2 separate regions of the Homo sapiens genome follow, and region 2 is linked to region 1. Evidence: read pairs that join two places in POLR2A ChIA-PET (ENCODE). Cell type or tissue: PC-9. All regions are shown on one strand. Each heading gives the region's core, and the rest is flanking DNA. Links, peaks and the distances in the headings are about the cores only. Region 1 overlaps CDKAL1 (CDKAL1 threonylcarbamoyladenosine tRNA methylthiotransferase). Region 2 has its middle 130 kb from the start of LINC00581.

Region 1 (4,399 bases), core at 101-4,100:
CTGCCTCAGCCTCCCGAGTAGCTGGGACTACAGGCACGTGCCACCACACCCGGCTAATTTTTGCATTTTTAGTAGAGACGGGGTTTCACTTTGTTGGCCAGGCTGGTCTCTAACTCCTGACCTCGTGATCTGCCTGCCTTGGCCTCCCAAAGTGCTGGGATTACAGGCATGAGCCCACCATGCACGGCCTCTCTCCCTGTTAAAAACTGATACTTTTATTAAGAACCAAATCAAATATTATGTTGTTATTTCTATTCTGATAGATAATTGAGTTCCACAATTACTGTCTTTCATGATGTCAAAGCTGCTGTTGGTCTAGATTCACTAAAGAAGCTTTGTTTTCTTGATAGATGATGTCCCCTTCACTATGCCGTGTCACACCATCAGCATAGTCTTCCAAAAGCTGTGCACATCAGGTGATTGGACATTTGTTGATCGGAAAGATATTTGCTTTTGATGCTGCATTGCTAAATTAAAAAGATAATCAAACTTAAAATTAATAGATATAAACTCTAGAATTTGCAACAGATCACTAGAAAAATATTGATATTTCAGGGATAATCAATTTCAAAACTTAAAGAGTCATTTTGAAATCTGCAGTACATTGTGTTACTGTCATAGAAGTAACAGATTTTAGAATATAACAATTTTATTACTAACATATTTGTTATAGCTTTATTATTTTATTCTAGTATCCTTCAAATCAAATGGGTCATTATTGTATTGAAGTGTTTACAGAAGTAGAAGATTTAAATCTGAATCAGTTTTATCATTAATCTGGCAAATTAGTTGAATCGTGATCATTCCATTCACATGTAAGTCATCTGAAAAGGGAGCACCATTTTGAAGAGTTTAAGCTGAATGATGTAGATTTTAAATTTTCCACTTGCTCTCTAATTCCAGGCCTTCCAAAATATTTTTAAACTCATTTTACTTGATGTGACCTTGAATTAAAAAAAATAACGTGAAAAAACTGTTGTTCCATTTTATTATCTGATATTTGGTGTGAAATAATCATCTCAACACTTGCTTTGACAGTGGCATATCATTTCTATAATCCTAAGTCAGAGAGGCCTGAGACACCAAGGGCTTCTGTTTCTGTAGTGAGCCTAGAGACTCACTTGAATTGAGTCCTCCATTCAACACCTGAGAAAGAAACATTCTTTTGGATAGAATGGCCTTCCTCACTTGCAAGTGTTTTTCATGCTGTAAATAATACAGTGTAAAGTGAAATTTACAGAAAATCATATCACAAGATCTCTCTATTGCCAAAAATGGATTGTTCTGCATACTCTTCTTGTTCCACACTGGTGGCCCTGTAGAAGGACTGGAGATCATTTTGGTGGCCAAGTTCATGAGGCCTCAGACACAGCCCACTGGCAGTCACTCTTATCACCCAGGCTTGAGACACTCTTAGCTCTTCCTTAGCCTTTAGTTAAGTTTCTCAAGGCACCAGCTATTCTTCTTTTAGACACTCAGTTTTATCCGTGGAAGCCTATCAGTTTCTTTTTATGTTTCAACTTCCCAAGTCCTTCAGATTTTTTGAAGAAAGTTTGAAACAGAAAGCAGGATAAACAACTTATTTTCATTTCTCTTTTGCTCTTCCACCAGCCTAGCCCACGTTCCTAAGGGAATGAACAGCCCATCTCTGTTAATTCCCTCAGTTTCAGGCACATTTCCTGTTTGGAACGTGGGTCATCAGTGAATTAATCCATAGCCCTTGGAATTATGAAGCTTATGGACCTCCCTTCTCTTAGGAAAGCATGCTTGATTTTAGAACTCAGAGACCGTGAAAGGAGAACTGAGCATTGTTGATTGTTTGCTGTCAGGGCCAGTCTTTGACATGGGCCTGGATGTTCTGCTGATTTTTGTGGAGCACTGGACAGATTTTCACATTTCTATGGGTTTTGATGTTTTCACATATCAACTGGGCATATTAGCAGTTACCCTATACAAAGAATATTAGATAACATATCACTAGTGCTTTCTGGGATGCTATATAAATTGAAGACTTTAGGCCGAGGCAGGAGAATTGCTTGAACCCGGGAGGCAGAGGTTGCAGTGAGCCGAGATCGCGTCATTACTCTCCAGCCTGGGCAATAAGAGCGAAACTCCGTCTCAAAAAAAAAAAAAAGACTTTAAATAATGGAGTATCATTATTTAGCTTATAATAGAGTAACATTGGTAGAACAATGAATTGATATATGTAGAATGCTTAGAATAGTGTCTGGCACATAAAAGGTGCTCAAGAGTTATCAGCTATAATTATTATCATTGTTACTATACTGAGATTTTGGAATTTTACCTTAAAAACAATGTATCACATATGTAAATATAAAGGTATCTTTTCTATATAAAGGTATCTTTTGGGTCACATATTCCTAATGTTTATTTTCTCATGATTGATAGGGTAAGCCAAAGTCAAAAGTACCTGTGGGGAAGGAGAAAGCTAGCCAGTGAGCGGGGAGTGAAGTAGGACCCATGGGGAAATGTGAGACTTTCCAAAGGCTGTGGAGGGAAAGGTGGCTCTCAGTGCCAGTCACTGTGAACAGCAGTAGAGGCATGCCAGTGTTCACTGGGGTCTCTGCTTCAGCTGCTGCCATCCTGCCAGGTGATCCAACATAGGATCATAAGCAACATGGGTCATCTTTTGTTTGTTTGTTTGAGACAGGGCCTTGCTCTGTCACCCAGGCTGGGGTGCAGTGGTGTGATCTCGGCCCACTGCAACCTCTGCCTCTCGGGTTCAAGTGATCCTCCCACCTCAGCCTCCCAAGTAGCTGGGACTACAGGCATGCACCACCATGCCCAGCTAATTTTTGTATTTTTAGGAAAGTCATGGTCTCCCTATGATGCCCAGGCTAGTCTCGAACTCCTGGGCTCAAGTGATCTGCTCACCTCAGCCTCCCAAAGTGCTGGGATTATAGGCGTGAGCCACCCTGCCTGGCCTGGGTCATCATTTCTGACTAGCAATGACTATAAACAATTTTTAAGAAATTATTGTTGTAGACGATATATAACTGTGAAGTATTATATAGAAAACGCTTACATTAGGGAAAACGTGAAGAGGATAAAACAAAGAGGCCCCAAAATATGGTGGCTTATAGAAGTTTACTTCTCTCTTTCACAGTCCACAGATGGGTGGTCCAAGATTCTCTAGAGGATTTGCTGTCTTCAGTGTGTGCCTTCCCTCTCTAGGTCTAAGATGGCTCTTCTTTGTCCTGCCGTCATGTTAGCATCCCAGGCTGCAGAAGCAGAAAAGACAATGGAAAGACATGGCATGCATTTCTTCTACTGGCCTGACCCAAAAGTAGCAGATCTCTTCTAGTCATATTAAATCCAAGCTTTTGGCTTTGCCCAAACTTTGTTATTTGACCATATGAGCAATTAATCTCCAGCTTGGTGGTCAGAGGTGTAGTTAAAATTTGGGAATTTTATTACTGAAGAAGAGAGAAGGGATATTAGGGCAACCAGCAATCTTTGCCACAACTTCACATTGGATAGGGAAAATGAAAAGAACATTGTGTTTCTTTTGTCTTGTGATAGTGATTAATATCTAGCTATTCTTTATTCTCAGGCTCACTTTAATATTTGAGAAATCAGAGTTATGCTCTACAAATAATATATAACATTGATATCGTAAGGTTTCTATTTTTCTGGATTTTGTTTTCTCCTTGAAAGGCTGTTATCGAGTTGATGGTGTGGTTTACCATCAGTTGCATCTTAGAAATAAAATATTTGGGCCAGGTGCAGTGACTCGTGCTTGTAATCCCAGCACTTTGGGAGTCCGAGGCTGACAGATTGCTTGAGCTCAGGAGTTCGAAACCAGACTGGGCAACATAGCAAGACCCAGTCTCTGCAAAAAAAAAAAAAATTAGCTGGGCATGGTTGTATGCTCCTGTAGTACCCCCTACTCAGGAGGCTGAGGTGAAAGAATCACTTGAGCCCAGGAGGCAGAGGTTGCAGTCAACTGAGATCTCAACACTGCACTCCAGCCTGGGTGACAGAGGCAGACCCTATCTCAAAAAAAAAAAAAAAAAAAAAAAGGAAAGAAACAAATAAGATATTTGGACCATGACTCCAAAACAAGAAGACTGTTTTTAGCAATGCTTTAATATAGATATTTATCTTATGTCCCTGTATCTACCTCAGAAGTTCCATTTGTTTGTAATTGGAGCTGATTGGGAGGAAAAATACCAAATTAGAGCCAGATCTTTTGGCCATCCGGCTAACTACGAACCCACTGACTGACCAGTTAATCTCTGCCGTCTCCAGGTGATAGATATCCTTGCCTTGTAGATATCAATGCTGCAATTACTCAGATTCAGTTTATGTTCCAAATTGCCTAATTTCACATCTAGACTGTGCTTTTCTTGTGCTTTCATTTTCGAACAAGTTTGCT
Region 2 (4,399 bases), core at 218-4,217, 410 kb after region 1:
GGCGGAGGCTACAATGAGCTGAGATTGTGCCACTGCACGAATAGAAAAGAATACAGTAGATTGGTTTAAATGGATCCCTCTCGTCTTAATCAGATCATAGCTGTGTGGGAAAGAAATTAAGCTATTAATAACTCAAGAATTTGGACAAGACTTACCTAGAGGGGAGTGACTGACAAACAAGACATTTTGCTTTTGCTTTTAGTCATAAATAATGCAGATTTCTGTGTGTTACTATGAGACTCTCACACCTCCCTCTAAGCATAAAGCTGACCGTAAACAACCTGTGGGAAGCCGCTTGTGGTTTCAGTGGATACCCACACTCTTCTATCCGTGATTTTAAAATACAAAGATGTATTAGTTTGCTAAGGCTGCTGTCATAAAATACCACAAACTGTGTGGCTTCAACAACAGAAATGTATTGTCTCACAGTTCTGGAGGCTGGAAGTCTGAGATCAAAGCGTTATGGGATCTGTTCCTTTCGGGGCCGGTGAGGGCGAATGCGTTCCAGGCTTCTCCCCTGGCTTCCGGTGGTTTGCTGCCCATCGTTGTTGTTCCTTGGCTGGTAGAGGCATCACCCGGATCCCTGCCTTCATCCTCACAAAATGATCTCCCTGTGTGCCTGAGACCGTATTCAAATTTCCCCTTTGTATAAGGACAGCAGTCAGATTGTAGTAGTGCCCTCCCTAATGACCTCATTCTAACTTGATTACCTCCACACCAACTCTGTCTCTAAATACAGTCACAATTAGGGTGGGAGACACAATTCAAACCATAACAAAAGAGTTGGCCTCTTGATTTAGGAGCTGATGAGCTAGTTTATAGATTGTATAGGCTCTTGATTTCTCCTTTGCCCTTTTTTTTTTTTTTTTTTTTTTTTTTTTTTTTTTTGCTGCCTAGTTTTGTGTAAGAAAAGTTAGATAAAGAAAAGGGGAAAGATGAAGTTGAAGCCGTGGTCTCTCACACTGTTGCACTGAGCTTTGGTATCAGGCCGGGGGTCAAAATGCGGCTTTTAGTTCGTGGTGTGTGCAGATGGCCTCTTGTCACAGTCGTAGATACACAGTGGTGGCTGCATTAAGTCTAGAATGCCAGACCTAATTACAAATGACAGTGATGAAGTCAGGATTGTAATCCAATTTAAAATGGGGACCCACAATATACAATATATCCCAGCGATGCTCACTGCTGTGCGATTCAATCATTTGACAGCTTCATCCAGTGTGCGGCCACGGCTGGTATTGCTTTAGGCTGTAAGGGTGTGAAGAAGGAGACCTCAGGGGACCCCCGACTCCATGGGGCAAAGCTGGGGCATCCCTACCCGGAGGCGCAGGGCCCAGGACAGTGCTGACGTACTGTCTGTGTCTGTGCTTGCTATAGATTGTGGCGCGTTGAGCACATGGGGACAGAGCTGACTGGCTTCCTATTAACCAACATTTTTACTCACGGGTCAGAAGGTGATGCGGCTCTTATAGAAACTCACCCCACACATCCCCACACCATTTTTTCTTCTCACCCATTCTCAAGACCTCACCCATGTGAGACATGTCTACTTTTCTCCATCTTCCCATCTCAGTAACTTATTTTAAGATAAATCATTTTAACAGCTTTCTCCTAGGGAAATTATTCTGAAATTTCGAGCAACAGCGTTTTTCCAGAACATTCTAAGACTCAGCAGTAACTTTTTAAGGGGGAAGACGTTTTAAAAAGAAATTTCATTTTACTAACTGCCACACTGCATAGCTTTTCTAGGGCTGTGGTTAGATTTACGGGAGAGAGGCACCAGAGTGGATTACAACACAGGACTGACCTTTTACCACCCGGCTGAAGCTCGAAAAACAAAACCAAATCCCATCTTACTAACCATACCTGCGTCTTTTCTGGGAAATACCCCAGAATACAAGTTTGTTTGTTTTTTAAGATGGTTTTCCTTCCCTGAGAGAACAATCCTGAAACTTAAGTCAATAAAGTTCTCATGCTACATAAGCATTTTGCCTCCTCGGGTCAGACTTGAGGCCTTTTCCCCCCTTTCTTCTCGAACATACATCAAGTGCCTTAGATCACGGTGCATCCTAGGCAGGTTATGCCATTTTAATCTCATAAATATGAAAATAAAAGACATAATCAGAGCAAAAACAGGACTTTTTATTTTTAAACCAAAGGAAGCCAAAATAGCAACAGAGAAGAAAGGAAATTAATTAGGACCGTCTCTGGGGCCAAGGTGCATTTGCCCTAGTTCTTTTTTTACTTTTCCCACTGTTTTTCTTCCTCCCCATTCCACAGCACTCAGCATCTTCTATCTTGTCTCCCTTGGTGTAGCTCTAGTGTTCTAATTCTATCCCATCTTCTTCTACTGAAATAATGAACTTTTTAAAGAGAAAATTAAGTGAATGTCTTTGTAGCAATGAACCTCCCCCTCTCGAGAATAAAAGGGAGCTTTGGAGATAAGGCAATGCTTAACCCAGTGAACGAATTGCTTACTGATGGGGTCAGGTCAGGTGGGGCCAGGGTGGCAGAGCTGACTCTGCCTACTGATATCGGCCATGTTAAGAATAATAGCTAATATATACTCAACATCTATTACCTGGCTTATATGTTAGCTTGTTTCTATTTTATAACAGCCCTGAAATGTAAAATGGTTTTATTTTATTTATTTATTTTTTTCCTTTTCTTTTTTTGAGACGGAGTCTCGCCCTGTCGCCCAGGCTGGAGTGCAGTGGCGCGACCTCGGCTCACTGCAAGCTCCGCCTCCAGGGTTCAAGCCATTCTCCTGCCTCAGCCTCCCGAGTAGCTGGGACTACAGGCGCCCGCCACCACGCCTGGTTAATTTCTTTGTATTTCTAGTAGAGACGGGGTTTCACCGTGTTAGCCAGGATGCTCTCGATCTCCTGACTTCGTGATCCGCCCGCCTCGGCCTCCCAAAGTGCTGGGATTACAGGCTTGAGCCACCTCGCCCGGCCAAAATGGTTTTATTTTACAAGAGAGGAACTGGAGGGTAAAACGGAATTAATTTCGTTGGCAACCTTGTTAGAGTTGGAAAGAGAACCCAGGTCTTTTTGACCCAAACATTCATCATCACCCTATAGCTAGTAATGATGGGAAGAGAACCAAGAGAACAGGGAGGCAGAGATCACTTAGTGCACTTGAAACAGAGTTATTTAAGATTCAGAATGTGGACGTGTCAGGGAAAGTCATTATGTTCCAGTGTTTCTCATTCTCCTTTAGCCATGGGTCAGGGTGAATTTAGACATGGCTACAGACGAGGCCTGGGAAAAGGTGAAAACCTCAAATGTATCCGTGCAATGGAATATTATTCAGCCTTCAAAAAGAAGATCGTGCCATATGTAATAATGAGTGAATCTGGAGGGTATTATGCTCAGTGAAATAAGCCAGTTACAGAAAGATAAACACTATGGCCAGGTGCGTTGGCTCATGCCTGTAATCCCAGCACTTTGGGAGGCCAAGGCGAGTGGATCCCAAGGTCAGGAGTTCAAGGCCAGCCTGACCAACATGGTGAAGCCCCATCTCTAATAAAAATACAAAAATTAGCTGGGTGTGGTGGTGTGTGCCTGTAATCCCAGTTACTCAGGAGGCTGAGGCAGGAGAATTGCTTGAACCCGGGAGGCGGAGGTTGCAGTGAGCCAAGATCACACCACTGCACTCCAGCCTGGGCAACAGAGTGAGACTCTGTCTTAAAAAAAAAAGAAAGAAAAGAAAAGAAAAAAGGAAGATAAACACTGCATATTCCACCTCTAGGAGGTACCTAAAATAGCCACACTCACAGAAGCAGAGAGTAGAATGGGGGTTGCCAGAGCCTGGGAGGAAGATTGAGATAGGGAGTTGTGAACCAATGGGTATAAAGTTTCAGTTACGCAAAATTAGTAAGTTCTGGAGGTCTACAGTACAACATAGCACCTATAGTTAACAATCCTGTATCGTACACTTGAAAATCTTTTAAGAGAGTAGATCTCATCTTAAGTATTCTTACCACAATAAAATAATAACACAAAACAAACCCTCAAATGTGCATGAATATTCCCCAGCAATGAGATGGGGTTTAGGAGGCAGGCAGTGGTGGAGAAAGCCAATGATTAGTTAGAGCCGGAGTGAGAGATTAGTGGGCAGAGTGTCAGAGAAGGACACAGGGCATGGAGGGGATTGGAGAGAGAAAGTAGCCAGAGGGATCTAGGGTTCCACGCAGGGAGAAAACAAGGGCAGTAATGAAGTAACTTGTCTTCTTGTGACTCTCAGCCTCTCCCTCTTGCTGGTTGCCTCCCGCTGACAGCATGAAAGATAAAGAAAGATGCCAGCTATGTCTGTCCCCTTCTATCAGGCAAACACTATCAGTGACACCCCTAGCATACTTGTGCTTAGGTCTTATTGGCCAGAACTATGACTCATGGCC

Evidence for each region. Peaks named below come from ENCODE experiments on the same cell type or tissue, not always from the same donor. Only the 100,000 strongest peaks of a DNase experiment are listed, where the experiment ranks them.
Region 2: POLR2A ChIA-PET joins it to region 1 with 6 read pairs; 2 of 35 experiments call an interaction of 5 or more read pairs at or near these places.

What each region holds. Positions count from the first base shown.
Region 1 is chr6:20,970,959-20,975,357 of GRCh38, forward strand. All of the region lies in intron 10 of CDKAL1 (CDKAL1 threonylcarbamoyladenosine tRNA methylthiotransferase), which reads left to right. Among named protein-coding and RNA genes, the nearest start is that of CDKAL1, 440 kb to the left of the region's middle. In PC-9, for the core only: no CTCF peak of the experiment used is centred there; no DNase peak of the experiment used is centred there.
Region 2 is chr6:21,382,584-21,386,982 of GRCh38, forward strand. No RefSeq gene overlaps it. Among named protein-coding and RNA genes, the nearest start is that of LINC00581, 130 kb to the right of the region's middle. In PC-9, for the core only: no CTCF peak of the experiment used is centred there; a DNase peak (open chromatin) is centred at 1,868; H3K27ac peaks cover 1,594 bases.